Regions from separate parts of the Mus musculus genome. Here region 1 is linked to region 2. A link is a loop called in an ENCODE intact Hi-C map of the cell type or tissue named here. Cell type or tissue: heart. All regions are shown on one strand. Each heading gives the region's core, and the rest is flanking DNA. Links, peaks and the distances in the headings are about the cores only.

Evidence for each region. Peaks named below come from ENCODE experiments on the same cell type or tissue, not always from the same donor. Only the 100,000 strongest peaks of a DNase experiment are listed, where the experiment ranks them.
Region 1: a loop joins it to region 2, with 1.9 times the contacts of the local background. A loop is called at or near these places in 8 of 42 quality-filtered maps.

What each region holds. Positions count from the first base shown.
Region 1 is chr2:170,262,958-170,272,492 of GRCm38, reverse strand. No RefSeq gene overlaps it. Among named protein-coding and RNA genes, the nearest start is that of Gm34542, 52 kb to the left of the region's middle. In heart, for the core only: a CTCF peak has its summit at 5,946 (motif pointing right); no DNase peak of the experiment used is centred there; H3K4me3 peaks cover 1,388 bases; H3K27ac peaks cover 1,316 bases.
Region 2 is chr2:170,338,027-170,347,561 of GRCm38, reverse strand. Bcas1 (breast carcinoma amplified sequence 1) reads left to right here. Exons shown (of 13, transcript NM_029815.2): 13 at 1-571. Among named protein-coding and RNA genes, the nearest start is that of Gm39999, 5.2 kb to the right of the region's middle. In heart, for the core only: a CTCF peak has its summit at 4,218 (motif pointing right); a DNase peak (open chromatin) is centred at 4,201; H3K27ac peaks cover 604 bases.

The DNA of each region.
Region 1 (9,535 bases), core at 4,642-7,141, 77 kb after region 2:
GAATCATGTACTGTACTGATGCTGGAATTCTGCCTCCTGTGATCTTGTGTAGGTCCTATGCAGGTAACCAACCCTTAGCGCTGTGAGCTCATGAGTACAACAGCCCTGTCACTTCTGCCCTTCCTTCTAGCATATCCCCTGAGCCTTGGTGCTGGCAGGGTCAATACAGATGGTTTCCTTTAGGGCCGAACACTAGCTTCCTTAATCTCTGAACTTGGAAGCGTTACACATCTCTCCATGCCTGCAGCCCGCTGCCAGAGCAAGCTGCTCTGACTGAGGTGGGGAGCGCGCCAGGTCTGTGGGTATAAACATAAACATTTCAAAGGCAATGCGACAACAGGACCATCTTAGCCACTGTTGCATGGCTGTGAAGAGAGACACCATGGCCAAGGCAACTCTTTAAAAGGAAGCATTTAACTGGGGGACTTGGCTTACAGTTTCAGAGGTTCAGTCCATTATCATAAGCGTGGCAGCTTGTAGGCAGCCATGGTGCTGGAGGGGTAGCTGGGAGCTCTGCAGACAGCAGGAAGAGAGGAACCCTGGGCCTGGTGTGGGCTTTTGAAACCCCAAAGCCCATCCCCAGTGACACATTTCCTCCAACAAAGCCACACCTCCTCATCTTTCTAGTCCTTCCCAAACAGTGTCACTCCCTGGTGACTAAGTACTCAAATACATGAACCTATGCAGCACATTCTTATTCAAACGACCACAAGGTCCATTTAGCAAAATAACCTAGCAGATTCCTGGGTCCATGATCTTCTCAACTGAAGGTTTAGATTAGGATATAGTAACAGATTTGAAATCCTCTTCTGTGGAGCAGACTCCAAATCCAGTCAGAAATCAGTCAGATATGCCTCCCCTCCCCCCATCCCCGTAACAGTAATACCATATTTGGGCTCATGGGTACATCTTCCTTAGCAAGCTGATATTTTAGCACATATTGTATTTTTATTGCCCAATAAAATAAGGTTCTAGATTTTATAAACAAGTAAATAAAAGTACATGTGTTGGGGCTGGTGAGATGGCTCAGCAGGGTAAGAGCACTGACTGCTCTTCCGAAGGTCCTGAGTTCAAATCCCAGCAACCACATGGTGGCTCATAACCACCCGTAGTGAGATCTGATGCCCTCTTCTGGTGTGTCTGAAGACAGCTACAGTGTACTTCTTTATAATAAATAAATGTTTTTTAAAAAGTACATGTGTTAAGAGAATCCGTGTACTATAGAAAAGTGGCGCTCAGAACTTGGAGAGAACTGGTCGGGATCTGGAAGTGTGTCTAAGGAACCTTTCTGGGAAACTAATATTTGAGAAATCAGTAATAGATAACGGTATTATCAGTTCCAATAGATAATAGATAAATCTTGCTTTCTAGAACAGTTCATGGTCAGCGTTCTCCACGCTACCATCAGTAGCATCGGGTAGAGAAACCACATGCTGTAAATAGGGGCTGAAGAGATGGCCCAATAATTAAGAGCACTTGCTGGTCTTCCAGAGGGACTCAAATCACGCTCCCAGCACCCACACCAAAAGGCTGACAATCAACTGTAACCTCAACTCCAGGACTCCAAAGACTTCTGCACTTATGCGCACACAGACACAGACACATAAATGAAAGTGAATCTTTTATTATGTGGTGGGAATATCTATGAGATTCCTCTAGACTTAGAAGCCGGGACTAGTTTGTTCCTGTAAATGACCCAGAGAATAATTTTTCTGAAGCACAAGTATAAAGACTGAACAAATAGATTTTCCTTCCTCTGTAGCTATCAGCAGCCACAGGGTGTGTTTTTATTTAATTCTGATAAAATAAATCCCTACCTCTGATGACAACAGAGATAGGGCACAATCAACACTCTGTGTCCATCGAGGTCATATCCAACATCATCGTACTTCCTGTATCTACAGAATAAGCACACAGTCATGGAAATTCTGTTTATATAGTGTCTCGATCCTCTTTAAATCCCCTCCATAGGAGTGTGACTACTACCGGCTTGGGGAATTTGAGCTCCTCTGCGAGGTACACTGTAAGAACTTAAACCCTGATTAGACAGAAATGAAAGTAAACACAGGGTGAAGCCATGGGGCCTGTTGAAACTGTAAAAAGCCCTTGAACTTTGATCGTGCCTAGTGCACCCCATCTGAGAGCTGTTTATTAGAATAGCCTGTCACTTACAGGTGCCACGGGCCCCCTACCTTCCAGCAAGCTTGACAATGAACTCTGGGTTCATTTGGTATTGGAACAGTGAGATTTTGTGCAGGGCTCAAAGGCTGTATTTTAGTGGGTTCAAATCCAATAAAATAAATCCTTGGAACGTTTTTTCACCGAGAACCCTGGTCATGGCAAAGATCACATGTGCTGACACCACACCCCACACACCGAGCCTTGATACAGAGCAGGCAAACCGACTGCTAAGAATCAAGACTGTTCCTACCACTGAGAAAATATTCCTCTGTTTTCTTAATTCCCAGATTTGTGGTTTTATGGGAGCCGAAGCACTTAGCTCCAGTCCCCAGTCTGTTTTCCTTTTCTACTCCGCACAAAAGAAGGTCAAAGAACATTTGCTTTCTTGTTGTTTTTTGCTTAGATATTGTGTGTATGAGTATGAACAATGGTCCTGTGGGTTCATACACATATGTGTGCCCACGCACATGTGTGTGTACATAAGTGTTCAGAAGTCAGAGGACATCAAAAACTATCCACCTTGGATTTTTGTTTGTTTTGTTTTAAGATGTATAGCTGAGTGCGGTGGTGAACTCCTTTTAGACCCAGCAGTTAAGAAGCAGGTGGATCTGTACATGAGTTCAAGGCCAGCCTGGTCTGCAAAGTGAGTTCTAGGACAGCCACAGCTACATACACAGAGGAACCCTGTCTCAAATCACTTTTAAATTTTTTTCTTTTTATTATTTTCTTAATTACCAGTCTGTGCTTATGAGTGGTTGTGTCCACACATATGTAGGCACTCATGACAGCCAGACCTCCGGGAGGTGGAGTAACATGTGGTTTCCTCACATTTGTGCTGGGAACCAAACTCGGGTCCCCTACAAGAGCAGCTAAAGGCTTTTAATGACTGAGTCACACACCTTGTTATGGTTTGGGGAAAAGGACTGATTGTTTATTGGTTGGTTGGTTAGTTGGTTGGTTCTTTTTGTTTTTAGACAAAGTCTTTCCGTGTAGTCCCGACTGTCCTGGAAATCACTGCATAGCCCAGGCTGGCCTCCATCTCTCGGAGATCCACCTGCCTCTGCCTCCCAAGTGCTGGGATTAAAGGCGTGTGCCACCACTGCCCAGCCCAAAGCTCCTAAGCAGGCTGGATAGCTGGTACAGCAAGCCCTTGGGATCCTCCTTGCCTCTGGTACCTCAGCTCTGGGATTATAGACGTAGGTCACCATGCCTGGCATTGTACATGCATTCTCAGGAATCAAACTCAGGGCTTTATATCTGTGCATCAAGCAGTTTGCCAACTGAGCCGTCTCCCCAGCCCCTGCTGAATTTCCTTGTTTCCAGCTTTTCCCTAGTGACTCAAAAATAAAAGAGTAGCCATTGGCTTCCTGGTCAGTCTGTGAGCGGTGACTCACTTAGATGAAGTATTTTGGGAGACATTATCTATGGGAATCGGGAGAAATCTGTTCCAGTCACTTGTATGTTAAGCTTTAAAAATGGGGTGTGGTCAGAGTTCTCGGGGAACCTTGAAGAACCATTTGAGTTATTATTCCCAGGCCCGTGCTTATAAAGGTCAAAGCTTGCAATAACCAATCCTGCTCACTATGTGTGGTCAATATATGTGATCTGAAAACACACTGGGAGAAGCGCTGTGATTCTACCCACCGGCTCCACCCCAGTGCACACACTCTAATCTATCTCCCCTCTTGACACACGTGTCTCCAAAAGTCTCCAAATGTAAGATCTGTTCTCTACTCAGAACAAAACCAGTAAACAAAACCCCAATGGACTCAGCAACCAACTTGCAACCTCCTAGGCTATGCCAGTATTTTGTCCAGAAGGAAGGAAGTCCTTGTAGCCCAAGAGAAAGAGATGGGAGATTCTCTGGCAAGTCAGCAGGCAGAAGGTTGATATCGGCTGCTGGCTTTTGTAATTTCCAACTGTAGAAACCGGCAGGCAGTCGGGGCAGATCTCCCGGGTCCTATTAGGTATAAGAGTGTTATTTCCACTCCAAAACCAGGCTGCCTCTGGGTGAGTGGGTGGACACGGGAATGTTGGCCCCTCCCTGACAACAGAAAGGATTCCGCTGGGATCCTGTTCCCAGACTGTAAACACTGAAGCGCCTCTCCAAACACATAATAAAAATCAAGACCCTGCCCCCATTCTTTTTTTTCCTGTGCTATGCATGATTCAAATTTAAATCCTGATAAATATCAGCGTGGAGCCTCCAACTTCATAAACACTGGAATTTTCCAGAATGCACACAAAAGCTTCTGGTGAGAAGATAGCATCCTGGGAGACGTTTTTACAACTTCTACAGTGTATGTGTTCCCTGTCGCAATTTTTTTTTTTGTGTGTTGTTGTTTTGTTTTGAGACAGGGTCTCCTGTAGCCCTGGCTGGCCTTGGACTTACTAGAAAGCTGGGGGTGGACTTGAACTTCTGATCCTCCTGCTTCTGCCTCCCAAACGCTGGCAGGACAGTGGAGCCCACTACTCCTACAAGGTTCTGTTGACTGAGCTCAGGGCCTCCGCCTGCTAGGTGAGCATTCTAACAGCTGACTCCCAGCCCCTGCAACAAGGTTCAGAAGTAAAACAACTAAAACTAAAAACCTCCTAAGGGGCAATGACAATAACTAATGTCACCTCCCTGCCCCCCCCCCAAAAAAAGCCTGTCTCTACAAGTAGAAAGAACAAACTTGGTATCTCTAAGTGCAAACAGCAAGGAGAAGCTTAATAAATTACAAATCTAATCAGAATCAAAGCACATTTACTCCTAGAGGCAAAAGCAGAAATTTTCCCTCAACTGCCTTACATCAAAAAGGCCAATTTTCTCCTGCTCACTTAGGAAGGAACCCGTCCTGGAAGTCTCTCTTCAGACAGGAGTCATTAAGCCGCTGCCTCTGACACCGGATTAGGTCATTTGTTTCTGGACTGCTTTTCCGCCCTTCGCTTACAACTGGGCTCCACAATTTGTTCCAACGTTTTCTGGCTTTTCCGATGTGTTCAGACAAAGACCAGGAGCTTAAATCTCCCCGATTTAACTGGTTGGAGTGTTAGCAAGAGGGAACGGAGTCACAGAATTGAGACTATATTCGGTGCGTTTCATTGGGACATAATTTCTGTCTCCACGAGGGAACAGTTGTGTTGGTTCTAGGAACCACTGAACTGTAAATAAGCCCTACCTTACCCCTCTGTTTTTTCAACACCGGGAACGCAAGAGATTGGCAATAAACCAGGTGAGCAAAACTTACCTCTCAGAACGATCTAAAAAAATGAAAAAGGATCCCTTTTACCATAACATTGCTCTCTCTGTGTTAGCCAACAAATGAAAAGGAAGCGGGGAGGACGAGGAGGAGGGGGAGGGGGAGAGAAGTAAGGCTTTGATTCTAAAAGAAATCACTCAAGTGTGCCTCTTAGTCAAATAATTGAAGAACGAGCTTAAATAACACCCCAACTCCCTGGCATTTTGGAGTCTCACATACATCATTAATTGGTCTGGCATCATTAATCGTCTTTAAGATTGGCGACAACCAGGACGGAAGAGATCAAATAACCGAAGACAGATCACGCACCTAGCGCAAGGTGTGGCCAAACCGGTCTTGGCGTTCCTTTCTGTTTACAATACGCCTCGGGAAGTGGGCTTCTCAGTTCCTCCGGATCTGGGACTGTATCCATAGACAACTCACAGGCTTACAAATAAATATGTCTGGGTTGGTTTTTTTCTCTCTCAAGATTTATTTATTTTTATTTTATGTGTATGAGTGTCTGCCTAAATGGCTGTACATCATGTGGTGCAGTGCCTTGGGAGGCCAGAAGAGGGCGTCAGATCCTCTGGAACTAAAATTACATGGGTAGTCAGGAGGGGCAGTGTGGGTAGGGTATTGGGATCAGAAGTTGAGTCCTCTCCAGGAGCAGCCAGTGCTCTTAACCACTGAGCCATCTTTCTAGCCCCATTTTTTAAAATATTTATTTATTTATTTATTTATTTATTTATTTATTTATTTATTTAATGTATGTAAGTACACTGCCGATCTCTTCAGACACACCAGAAGAGGGCATCAGATCTCATTACAGATGGTTGTGAGCCACCATGTGGTTGCTGGAAATTGAACTCAGGACCTCTGGAAGAGCAGTCAGTGCTCTTAACCGCTGAGCCATCTCTCCAGATGTTACCCATTTTTATGAATTCCCTTCTAGAATTATTTTGAAGGAACTGTAAACGGCCTCAATGACTTTCAGTCACGGCTGAGGTTAGCAGTAAGGCTGTGTACACCCCTCGGGACATTAACAGTGTAGGAGCCATTGGCTTACCAGTCTCCATTCCCATGGGAAACTACTTCCTAAATTTGAGAGCTAGATATGAACTCCGGACCTTCGGAAGAGCAGTCGGGTGCTCTTACCCACTGAACCATCTCACCAGCCCTGATGGGACTTTTAAAGAGGTGGTCATGGTTAAGAGGTCTTCAAGTTGCTGGGGGCGTGTCCAAGGCTGGCAACAGAGCCAGCCAACCACAGACTGGAATCTCTGAAACTAAATGAGCCCAAGCAAACCTTTCTGCTTTATAAAGCCATTGTCTCCAGTATTTGTAATAGTAACAGAAAGCTGACCAGTGAGTTTTTTCCTGTGTGATGCTGACAGATCTCGCACACACTAGGTTAGTAACCTAGCACTGAGCTACAACTCAAGTGTAGAGCGCTTCTACATTCTTACTCCATCTGTGGCGCTGGAGGGGTCACTTCCTCCCGCAAGGGGCATTTGGAAACATCCAGAGACCTTTTAATCTGTTATGAGGAGAGAGGGGGGTTGTTCTACCTTCTCTCCTTCACGGGGCCACACTCAACCTCACCAAAGTGTTCTGCCTCCCAGAACAGCCATGCCTAGGGTGATCCTGTGAATGCCTTAGGAGAAAGTTAGGTGATCCTGTGGGGCTGGCCCTCCTTTGACCTTTGAACCAAGATGACTCCTGCATGTCCCCCAGCTTGGCCAGCAAGAGTCTCTTCCCCAGGACTCTACTAGAGATGCTTAGGAAAGATGTCAGTTTCTCTGAGATCAATGGTTGCCCAGACTGGCAAAGGTAAGGGAGAAGCAAGAGAAATTAAAAGGCCCAGGGTCAGGGAAACACAGGACTCTTTGTTGGTGTTTTTATTTCATTTTTGATTGACATGTAAGTACAGTTACTTATGAGCCATGATGTGATGTTCCCACAAGGGTGAATCAGGCCCCAAGTCCTAGGCTTTTGAGACAAGTGTGCCTGTAAATCCCATCTCTGGAGGAAGATTTGTCTTATGGGTTTTATATAAGCTGATCTGAACTGGCCTTCTGCAGTTTTTCAAGCAAGGGTCTTGACTAGTGCAGAAACTAATCAGTGAATATTGCTCTTATGAGAATGCTAAGGCCGGTGAGACGGCTTGGCAAGCAAAAGCACTCACTGCTGAGCTGGGGAACTAAGTTCAGTTCCCAGCAGCAGAAGAAGACAACCCACCAAGTTGCTCTCAGAGTTCCACACTCATACCATAGCAAGCATACACACACACACATACACACACACACATACCCCACAGCATGCACACACACACCACATCGTGCACACACACATCCTACATACCACACACACACACACACACACACACACATGTACGTACACACACACACACACATACACACACATGAATAAATGAATGTAATGAGTTGTAGTGTAGCTCATTGATAAAAATGAAAAACACTAAGGCTAGACATGACGTAGCTAGTTCAGCAGTCAAGAGCACCAGCTGCTCTTCTGGTAGACAAGAGGTTCCATTCCCAGTGCCCACATAGCAACTCACAACCATCTGCAATTCCTGTCCCAGGGGCTCCCACATCCTCTTCTGGTCTCTGGGACATAAAGAACATATCTGGCACATAGACATACATGAAGACAAAACAGACATGCCTATCAAAAAACAAACTAAAGTTAAATAAATATATTTTTAAGCAGCAGAAGGGAGGAAGGAAGGAAGGAAGGAAGGAAGGAAGGAAGGAAGGAAGGAAGGAAGGAAGGGAGGGAGGGAGGGAGGGAGGGAGAGAGAAGAAAGAAAGAAAGAAAGAAAGAAAGAAAGAAAGAAAGAAAGAAAGAGAAATAGGAAGAGAGAAAGAAAGGAAGGAAGAAGAAAGAAAGAGAGAAAGAAAGAAAGAGAGAGAGAGAGAGAGAAGGAAAGGAAGAAAGAAAGATAGAAAGGAAGAGAGGAAGGAAGGAAGGAAGGAAGGAAGGAAGGAAGGAAGGAAGGAAGGAAGGATTATATAGGTGCCTCAGTGTTTTCCAAAGGAATAGAGGCTGTAGCCATCAGCTACTGGTCGCTACTATGACCTACATAAAAAGCCAGGCCACTGCTCTTTTGTAATCCCAGCACTCAGGATCCTTGGAGCTCACTGGCAGCCAGCCTGGCTGCGTTGATAACCAACAGTATCATGAATCCCATTTTACTGATGGGCTCAGCGGCCCAGCTGCTGGTCACACATGTTTCTCCTATGTGTTCTTCAGGGGAGGTCTGGTGTGCGTGGGGGGAGGGGGAGTGCCTCTGTGCAGATGGAGGTCAGAGAAAGATGTCAAGTGTTTTTTCCTTGATCTGTCCTCAGGGGCCGGAGTCCCTTCTGCAGGGCCTCTCCTGAACCTGGAGCATGTTTGTCCACTAGGCTTGTGACTGCAAGACCCAGTGATCCTGTCTCTGTCCTCCTCCTCCAGTGCCAGGGTTTAGGTCCACACCTGGCTTTTTCACATGGGTGCAGAGGTTCACATCTCAGGTCCATTTGCATACGAGAAGTCTAAGCAGGCTCCACAGCCCTGTGTCATGAATACTTTTTAAATTTTTTATGTATTTATTCACTTAAGACAAGTCCTTCCTATGTATCTCACGTTAACCTGAAACTCTCAATAGAGACCAGACTGGCCTTGAACTCACAGAAGATCTCCTCCCTCTGCCTCCTGAGCACTGGAGCTCCTGTCTCCAGCTATTTCCAGGTGTACTCGTGCCAACATGTGCACTGTGGCCTGTGGGTTCCCACAGCATCTACACGTCCACTAAAATTGAAAGAAACCCAGAAGGGGCTTGCTGGGCTAATAGAACCAGCTTTGAATCCCCCACCTCCACCCTACCCCAGGTCTGCTATGTGACCTTAGATCATTATTGAGTCTCTGAGTCTATTTCTCAAGCTGTAAAATGTGTGTGAAGAACAGACCTTAAGGTCTCCCTAGGAGGACTGTTGGCATCAGGTGCAAAGACCCTAGCATGGAGACTTAACTCACAAATATTATCTATTGCTTTTAGTCTCCAGAAAAAAAAAATTTCCAAGAAAGTCCGGTAAGAGGCACTTTAAAACTGTAAGTGTTTATAGCCACGA
Region 2 (9,535 bases), core at 3,163-5,662:
GCAAGAATTGGTTTTCAAATAGGGTCCTTGGAAGTTATCAGTGAATGGGGAAGTGATTTGCTGGAGAGGGCTTGCTAGGATTTGGGGAAACAATTACTTCTGGGGCACAGGGACAAGGGCATGAATTCCCAACTTCAAAAGGGAAACAGCAAAATGAAATAAAGGTGCAGGTTCATTTTGCAACACAAGGGGGCGCCAGGATCTCTGCTTTTTCCCTTTGCATCCGGTACCCCTAACAAAGATTTGTTTCTGCACTATTTCATTATTAATGTTTCTCAGATGGCTGAGGGACTTGCTTCATCTGTTCGGTCTGACGCTTATCTCACGCCTGTCTGTAATGTCCTAATGTTTTCATAATGTGCTCTGATAAAAACCCTCCCCTAACCCAGTTAATAAAAATTGACAGATTATGCGAATACTTGAGGTGGTTTTTTTTTTTTAATTCTTGTACAGAGAACTGAATTGGACTGTGAATCCATTAAGATGGAATTGCCAAGTACCATATGATTGACTGATAGTCATCTGTATTGTACCTTTCTTTTCCCAATTTAATAAAAAAATATTACATTTTAGAAAAGCTTTTGATTCTAAACTTCAAGTGCAGCTCGCTGACAACGCTCTCTACAAGGGCTGCGTCTTTGTAAGCAGCTGGAAGACAGTGTACACTATGAATGCCCACACACGTGTCCAGATATACTCTCACACACGACTCTGTGTTCGTGAACATTCATACTGCAAACTCATATAGGCAGGAATACATTGGTGTGCACATATGATCAGTTCACAGCCTCTGCCCTAGCAAACCAGGTTTGACCTCCAGTCTTTCATAAGCCAATTAAAAGAGCCAAATTAATATTAAAAAACAGATTCTTCCATGTGGCCACACTGGGAAGAGGGAGAAAGATTCAAGAGTCTCTCCTGCCTCCCACAGGCTGCCTTCAAGGTCCTTCAAGTCGAAAACAGGACTGCATAGCCAAGCAGTTCAGCCCAGGGGCGGTTCCCTGCTCACCTCTACCTCAGCTCCAAGTCTCTCCTAGGAGCAGTGATGCTCTCTCCAGTAAACTCCTCCTCCAGCCCTCTCCTCCCTCCCTCTCCATCCCCCACCCCCACCCCAGGGCTTCAGCCTTTTCCTTCTCCTCCTGGGGTCTCCTGGGGAAATTTTAACTTTCTGAGATTGGTTGTTTCCATAGTCTATAGTCAAAGAGGATCGCGGGTGTCCCTTTAGAATATATTCATTCTTGCCAGACTAGCAAATTTGCACACACACACACACACACACACACTGGCAGGTTTTACACACACATGCACGCTCATGCACACACACACACACACACACACACACACACACGCACGCAGAACATGAGACTGTCTCACAGGGGTCAGAAATAAACATTGCCATCTATCTTGTCCTAGCGTGAATGAGAGCACAGGAACCACACCTAGGACAGAACAGACTGGAAAACTGGTAAATGTATCCAGAGAGCAGCCATGTCTGTGAGGCCCCCAGATATGGAGGAAGTAAGGCAGTGTGGCCTGGGGCCTGGGGCCTGCCAGCACACTGACTGGATTCTGGGTTTCAAATACAGATCAGCAGTGGTTTCCTTTAAGCTAAACTTGTTTCCTGGATCCTCAGGACCTGATTTGGAAATCACTGTCTGTTCCTTGCCGGGTTCAGAGTCCCGTACCATGCTAGAAGGTTTTGCTGGAAAGATTGGGGTAGGGTGCTAAAAGCACCTTGGGAAAACTGGAAGAGGGGGAGAAGTGGCCACACTACCCAGTCCTTCTGAGTTGACACCAATGAGACCAGCCAGCTGTCAGTTCCTTTGTCTGCAGATCCCTGGGGGTGACGCCTGCTGTGACCTTTTGCCAGCCTCTGGGCTAGCTCAGCCTGTAGAGGAAGTTGGCCAGTTTCACCTTACAGGGCACCGGCGCCTCAGGCTGAGATGAGAGACATTAACAGGCAGGATTGGGAGGCGCAGAAGCAGTGGGGAGTGACTGACTCTGGCCACCAGGCAATAGCAACCTCCAGTTTCTAAATTGGGATGGGAGAGGGGTTGTCTGAGAGAAGCTCAGCAAAGCCCCTCCCGGGTGTTTATTCCTGGTCCCTCCCTTCTCCTAGGCTGAAGAAGAGGGCACTCTTAATGAAATTGTGGTTTGCTTTTGTTTTTATGAAGGCCAGGAAATTTAAGCCACAAACTCAGTGATTTATTGCTGGGACCGTAAACCCAGCTGTAGTTTAAGAAGCAAGTTTTGTGCTTCCTGTGAAGGTTGCGTTTTCCGTTGCAATCCTTTCTCTGATGCAGAGTTCACTAACTGCCCCAGCAAGGCACTCCCTAAATCGCACAGAAAGTTCACAGGACAAAGAGGGGGCAAGAAACTGAGAGCTCGGCCCACAGAGCCCAACCAAGCTCTGGCAGGTGGAGTGAGGAGTGAGAAGCAAACCTGACAGGCACCGAAACAACCCAGAATCCTAGCCCCAAAGAAAAACCAAGTAAAGACGTGCGTGCGGGAGGAGAGGGACAAAGGTGCCCGTTGTCACCATGAGTCGGTTAATGATTCGCTGATTTGTTTGTAGGTGCTCAGGGAAGTGTCTCCTCTCTCTTGCCAAGAAGACGTGCCTTTCCCAAGGATGGAGCTAGTGAGATGAGATGCCCGGCATTGTGCGTGCAAGTTACACACACACACATGCAAGTGCACACACACACACACACACACACACACACACACACACACGTGCATGCATGTTCTCAGTGATGCCTCCCAGTTCCTGCTGACAGAAATTGTTTGCCTAATATCCATAAAAGAGTTCACTCAAAGGAGCAGTTGTTCCCAGCAGCCCGAGGCCACTCTTGGATTCATCCTGGGGAGGGGGGCGGGGGGGGGGGAAGGAGCCACAAACCTAAAGAGCTGCCAAAAAATAGGAGGGGAAAAAGAAAGCCAGAGAGAGACTGTTTTGTTTGTAGCTCATTAAACACAGGTCTCTCTCTCTCTCTCTCTCTCTCTCTCTCTGTTTCTCTCTGTTTCTGTTTCTCCCTCCCTCCCCCTCTTCTCTCTCTCTCTCTCTCTCTCTCTCTCTCAATCCCTACCCCCCAAGCACCATGCAAACAGTCAAACAATCCAGATATAGTCCAGACACACACACACACCCAGAGCAGTGGGGGTCTCATTAGATTTTAAAAGTCCAGAACGTACCCCTCTGGCTCCCCCCAAAGTCCCAGAAGAAGGCTAGGTGTCCACATCCAGGACTTGCAGGTGTGGTCTCTTCTGTCCCAGAGCCCCAGCCAGGTCCTGGAGCAATAAACTGGAGCTTAGGGTGTAGCTCAGAGCTACAGTACTGGCCCAGCACAAACGGGGCCTTGTGTTCCATTTCCAGCGGTACAAGGGTGGAGGGGCAGCAGCGTGGTAATGAACACAAATGGAAGAGAAAATCCTTCCCTGTCCTGCTTGTGAGGAAGGAGAGGGAAAGGGCAGCAGTTACCCACTTTCCCACGGTGCAAACCCCAAGATTAGGGCTGGGTTGCTGACGGGGCTCAGCTTCAACCACTCTCGGCGTTCTCTTTAGAGCCCTTAAGTAAGCAGTTTGGCACAGTGTGCAGAGTCGGGTTTGTCCCTGGTCAGGACTGTGTTTACTCTGTGGATTGTGGAGCAGCGTGGGCCCCTGAAAGACTGCCTGTTAGCAACAAGGGGGGAAAGGACAGCAAGCAACGTCCAGACATTGATTCTTCAGTCTGTAGTGGAGGCAGAGACACTGGGCCAGGGGTCGATTCTCCAGAGGTTAGACTGTTTTTTTGTTTTTTTTTTTGGCTTCTGTGTAGCCACCCATAAAGCTACCTCCCGCTCCTCTGCACCCTGGGGCCTCTCACTTGCCAGGCGGAAGCCAACCACATGATTTAACAGAAACCAGGATACAGGTCACGCTGCCTGACAGGATCGCACACACAGCCTTCTTGATGCGTTTATCTAAGTTTCAGCTGTGTGCCCTCTCCCCTTCCCCCCTCCATTCCCCCCCTTCGTCCCCCACCTCCCTGCGCGGACTTTAAGTGTTTCCTTACATCTTCTTAGGAGCTGATTGGCAGGGACCCTGTGTGCATTTGTTTCAGATTTCCAAATAGGTGCTTCCTGACAAAATGGCCCCAGCTGGCAACTATTGCCTTTGAAGGAGCTCATGTCTTGGGAGTGACACCATCATTCAAACGCCTTTTACGTAATCCGACCACATGGGGGCGCCCAGGAACTGGGTTCCGCAGACTGACCAAGCTGCTTCCGACTATATTGCCTACCCAGGAAATTGAACCAAGAGTCTGTCTGTTGACTAACTTCCAGAATACTGTCAGGTTTCACTAAGAAAACGGGAAGAGTTGAGAGAAACCGGGCAGGTCAGTTGCTATCTATGATCCCCACAGCCCTTCAAACAAGGAGGAGCCAGGTGAGATTTCTGGTCCTTTCTGTCCCACCTTGCAAGAAGCTTTTGGGAGAATGTGTGGTTGCCAAGCATTCGAGCAACCTTTGACTGCTTCTATAATTTCCCACAACCTGCGCCCCCCCTACACACACACACACACACACACACACACACACGTGCACGTGCACGCGAGTACGCATGTTATCGGTCGGGTGAATTAGCATCTCTGCTTCCTACTGTAATAAGGAGATAGCGATAGTGGGCTTGCAGTGATCACCATTAACAGTGCAGTGGGTCTCACACAATCAGTACTCAGTAAAATAGCAGCCATTCCTGCACAGGAAAGCCGGAGTCTAAGAAACAGAAGCCCCCTATTCCCATGAACAACTAATACTAGCCAAAAGGGTATTTATTTATCTGACGCATGGTGTTTGCGACAGCCTTGGCTTTGGTTCTCAGAGATTGTTCTGACTTGACAATGAAATGCATCCTTACATATAACAGGTGTTGTGCCACAGCCTGGCTCTGGTCCCGAAAGGCTTTGCTCTGCCTTGTTCTATGGGTTAACTTTGGACTACAACTAGTGACAGGTGATAAGTGCCCTTCTAGGCAAGGGGATTATGGGATTATTAGAATCAGTTTCACCTGACTGTTTGAGTGAACTCGGCCTTGAGAAGGCAGCTACGATGACTACAGCAGCTGACAGGAATGCCCAAACCAACCACGCCTATGAAGTTTCTGCTAACAGGACCCGTGTGAGCCAAGGCTCAGCCACCACAGCACCGTCGTTAGGCGCTGGGCTTCTCTAGGTCACTGCCTCTCTGTGCTTCATAGACACTGTCCGGTGGTCTAGCATGGGCCTAGCAGGTGCTCAGTGAATGCCATTTGAGCTGCTAGATTGATGGGCCCACTAGGCCTGAGAGTGGGTGAGCATATGCGCCGGTGAGCTTCGCTCCGCTCCAAATGTTTGATCATGCTAATCACATCTATGTACCAGGTGGCCAGCTCAGGGGCTCTCGGTCGTTTGTCCTGAACCAGCAGATGCCGCACTGACAGAGAAGCTTAATAGGGATACAGGGCCCTCACACTCTAATCCAGACACTCTGACCTAAAGTCCCCAGAGCGGGACCCAGCCACCGGTGTCCCTAAGGAGCCTCCAGGCAGTTCCAATGTAGGAGAAATTCGGAAAACCCCTGAGAGACCACACCACGAAGCACCCACTGGGTGTGTGGTCTGAGAATGAAGATACCAGGAGCTAGCATGGACCCTCACTAGAAGTCAGGTGCTGTGCAGTCAATACTTTGTTTACTCCCCCATTTTACAGATTAAAAATAACTGAGCCCAAAGAGAGTAACAACGGTGTTGACCCAGGCTGAAACCCAACCAAAACCATTACTTTTATGTTTCAGAGACAGAGTCTCAAGTATACTGGGCTGGCTTTGAACTCATTACGTAGCCAAGGATGAGCTTAGACTTCCGATCTTCCTGGCTCTGCCTCCTGAGTGTAGGGATTACAAGCATGTGTCATTGTAGCTAGTTCATGTGGTACTGAAGATCAAACCTGAGATCTTGTGCATGGCAGGAAAGCCCTCTGCTACAGCCCCAGCCAGGCCAACATCTGCTCTTAAAAGCCTACAGGAGATGCAGGAAGGAATGAGAAAAGTCGTGAGGACCGTGTGAGGATGTGACATTGTGGGACTGAGAGAAAGCACGGCTCCAGGCCGCTTGAGTGGAGGGTGGCCTTCACAGAGGGAACAGTTGAGCTCATCCAAGAAGAATGAAGAAGGCTTGGCCAAGGGTTCCCAGAGGAACAGGGAGTGCCGAAGTATAGAATCCTCCCAGAGTGGACGGTAAGTAGTTCAATATGGCTGGCTGGGTAGCGTGCCTTGGAGGCCAGAGGCCAGGAGACAGCATAGAACTGATCTTCCAGGATGTGAAGGAGTCCGCTGTAAGAATCTGAAGCTGTCTATAAGCTGGCAGTACAGTTTCTGTGGCAGAAAACATCTCAGCGTGAGGACGACTCTGATCCCCAACAGACACCCACAAACTCTCTCCTCTCTCTCTCTCTCTCCCTCTCTCCCTCTCTCTCTCCCTCTCTCTCCCCTTCTCCCTACAGGTAGCCATAGAAGGTGACATAATTAATCTGGCATTTTGGTTTCAAGTAAGGTCTAATAAAACACAATTTGGGCAATATCTGCCAAGTGGCTGATTATCCATCAGATATTAATCACAAAATACAGCACGTTCTTTTTAAGCTTAAGTAACAACTATAAGAAATAGCCACTGGATATTTCTGGAGAGATGGCTTGGTAGTTTGGAGCACATACTGTTCTTATAGAAGATACAAGTCATGTTTTTAGCACCCACACAGGGCAGATCACCACTGCCTGTAAGTCCAGCTTGAGAGAATCCAGAGTCTTTCTGTCCTCTGGGGACACTGTACTCATGTGCACATATAAACCCATATACAAACACATGAACATAATTTTAAAAAAATCTTTGTATATAAAACAGATATACCCACTTAGATAAAACCTTTCAACGAATTTAACCATTAAAAAAGATACCTACCAGGCTGGAGAGATGGCTCAGGGGTTAAGAGCAATGACTGCTCTTCCAAAGGTCCTGAGTTCAATTCCCAGCAACCACATGGTGGCTCACAACCAGCTGTAATAGGATCTGATGCATTCTACTGGTGTGTCTGAAGACAGCTACAATGTACTCATATAAGTAAAATAAATAAATCCTTTAAAAAAAAAGATACCTACCAAAACATTCATTTATTTTTTTATTGTTTGTTTTTGTTTACTGTTTATTTGCAGAGACAGCCCTGGCTGTCCAGGAACTCACTCTGTAGCAGGAAGGTTTGCTCTGTTGCTATGTATTATAATGCTAAATTCTTTACCAGAGATCTAGGCCTGTGACTGAATTCTGTTCACATGCTTTTATTATGCAAACCTTGTTCCTTAATTTAAAATTATTGGTTAAAATAAAATTGACTACAGCCAATGTCTGGAGAGATTAGAGGTAGGTGGGTTTTGAGTTACCTGGTTGGGATGGAGAAGAGAAACCAAGAGGAGGAGAAGGAAAAAGGGGGTGGGGGAAGGAGGGAGAGGAGGAGGAGAAAGAAAAGGAGGAAGGAGAGGAGGGAGAGAAAGAGGAGGAGAACGTGGAGGAGTAGAAAGAAGAGGGAGGAGGAGGAGGGAGAGGAGGAGGGGAGGAAGCTGTCGTGAGGGGAGACTGACCATGAGCATATATGGTCAGGGTAACAGCAAGTATCTGGGGCACACCTCGGGGGAGGTACCAGGCCAGCAGTTAGAAAAGGAGGTTAGTGGTTACCCCTCCCACGCCCGAGTAATTGTCAAAGCCAAATAAAATAACCACAGTCTGAGTCTCATCTATTTGTAGATAGTCAGTGATAAGCTCAAGTTGGTCCTACTGCAACGCAGACCAGGCTGGTCTCAAACTCACAGAGACCCACCTGCCTCTGCCGCCTCAGTGCCAGGATTAAAGGCGTGTGCCAACACCACCCGGCAAAACATTCATCTCTAAGTGCCAGTGTTGGTTGCAATCCATCAGCCATCTACCCAGTTGATCCATAGTCCTGAGAGCTTGAACGAGTTGGAGACTGTTATGGTTTGTTTATGCTCGGCCCAGGGAGTGGCAGTATTTGAAGGTGTGGTCCTATTGAAGTGGGTGTGGCCCTGTGGGTGTGGTCTTTAAGACCCTCATCCTAGCTGCCTGGAAGTCAATATTCTGCTAGCAGCCTTCAGATGAAGATGTAGAACTCTCACCTCCTCCTGTACTATGCCTGTCTGGATGCTGCCATATTCCCACCTTGAGGATAATGGACTGAACCTCCTTGTACGAGTTGCCTTGGTCATGGTGTCTGTTCACAGCAGTAAAACCCTAAGTCAGAGACCTTCATTCTTCTGCTGAGCTCTTCTGTTGAGTGGGAATGATAACAGCTGAGAAGCAGAGAGGACGGGAAGCCACCTGGGACATGAAGGCTCAGTGGACTGAAAGTTATCAAAGCCCAGCAAACATTATCACCGGCATGTGGCCTGGGGAGAGTGAGGGTGTTCTCTGTGAAGTCACTCAGTTTTGGGGATCCCTTGTCTCATTCTGTCCTTTTTCTGGCTCCTTTGAGGGGGTGGGAAAGCTCCTGGTGTGCATCCTATTCTCAAGTGTATGTGTTTTTCTGGGGAGAAGAAATCCATCCGCCTTTCACTATCCTTGGTTGCAACAATAGGAAGTTTCCGTGGCAACGGATTCTCATCTCTTGAGCCCCCTCAGAATTCCCAGGAAGTACTAATGGCTTCCCACCTCAGAAGTCCCTCACTCTGTCCTCCTTTTCTTGCTGGCCTTCTGCAGAGGCCATCAGGAGTTGGTCAACCCACCTTCGGGGTGTTCTGGAGCTCTCAGAGATTTTGTCCCCAGAGCCAACTCTCACCAATGAGAGCAGAAATGGCATATAAACCTCACATCTCTCTATGGGGCAACTCTGAGGTGTCCTATCCATCTCCCTTCAGGGTTCTTAGTGGCACCTACAGTAGTGAGTATTCCAGGCCACACGCTCATCACTTGCTGTGATGACTATTCTTGGTTGTCAACTTGACTATATCTGGAATGGACTACAGTCCGGAAATGGAGGGCATACCTGTGATTAGATCTTCAGGTAGGAAGACATTCCTTTAGTCAGGACTATGCCATCTGCTGGAAGTCTCTAGAAGGACGCAGAAGAAGGAAGCTTCTGCTCTTTGCCTGCTTGCCCTCCCCTTGCCAGCACATCCATTCCTTCGCCTGCATTGGAACCTACTTCTCTGGGATCCCAGCATATAATGAAGACCCAGCCTTGTGGACTGAATAGCTACTAGATTCTTGGACTTTCTATTCACAGCCAGTCATTGTTGGGTTAGTTGGACTGAAGCCTGTAAATCATTCCAATAAATTCATGTGTGTGTGTGTGTGTGTGTGTGTGTGTGTGTGTAGTGAAGATTCTGGAATTTTGATTTCTTTAATAAAAATTTAAAAAAAAAACACCAAAAATGTATGTTTTCATTTTAATCCCGGGTCAGGGATATGGGGCTGCTTTGCAGCAGTTGACTACACTTTGCCTTCTGCTCGTCCAGG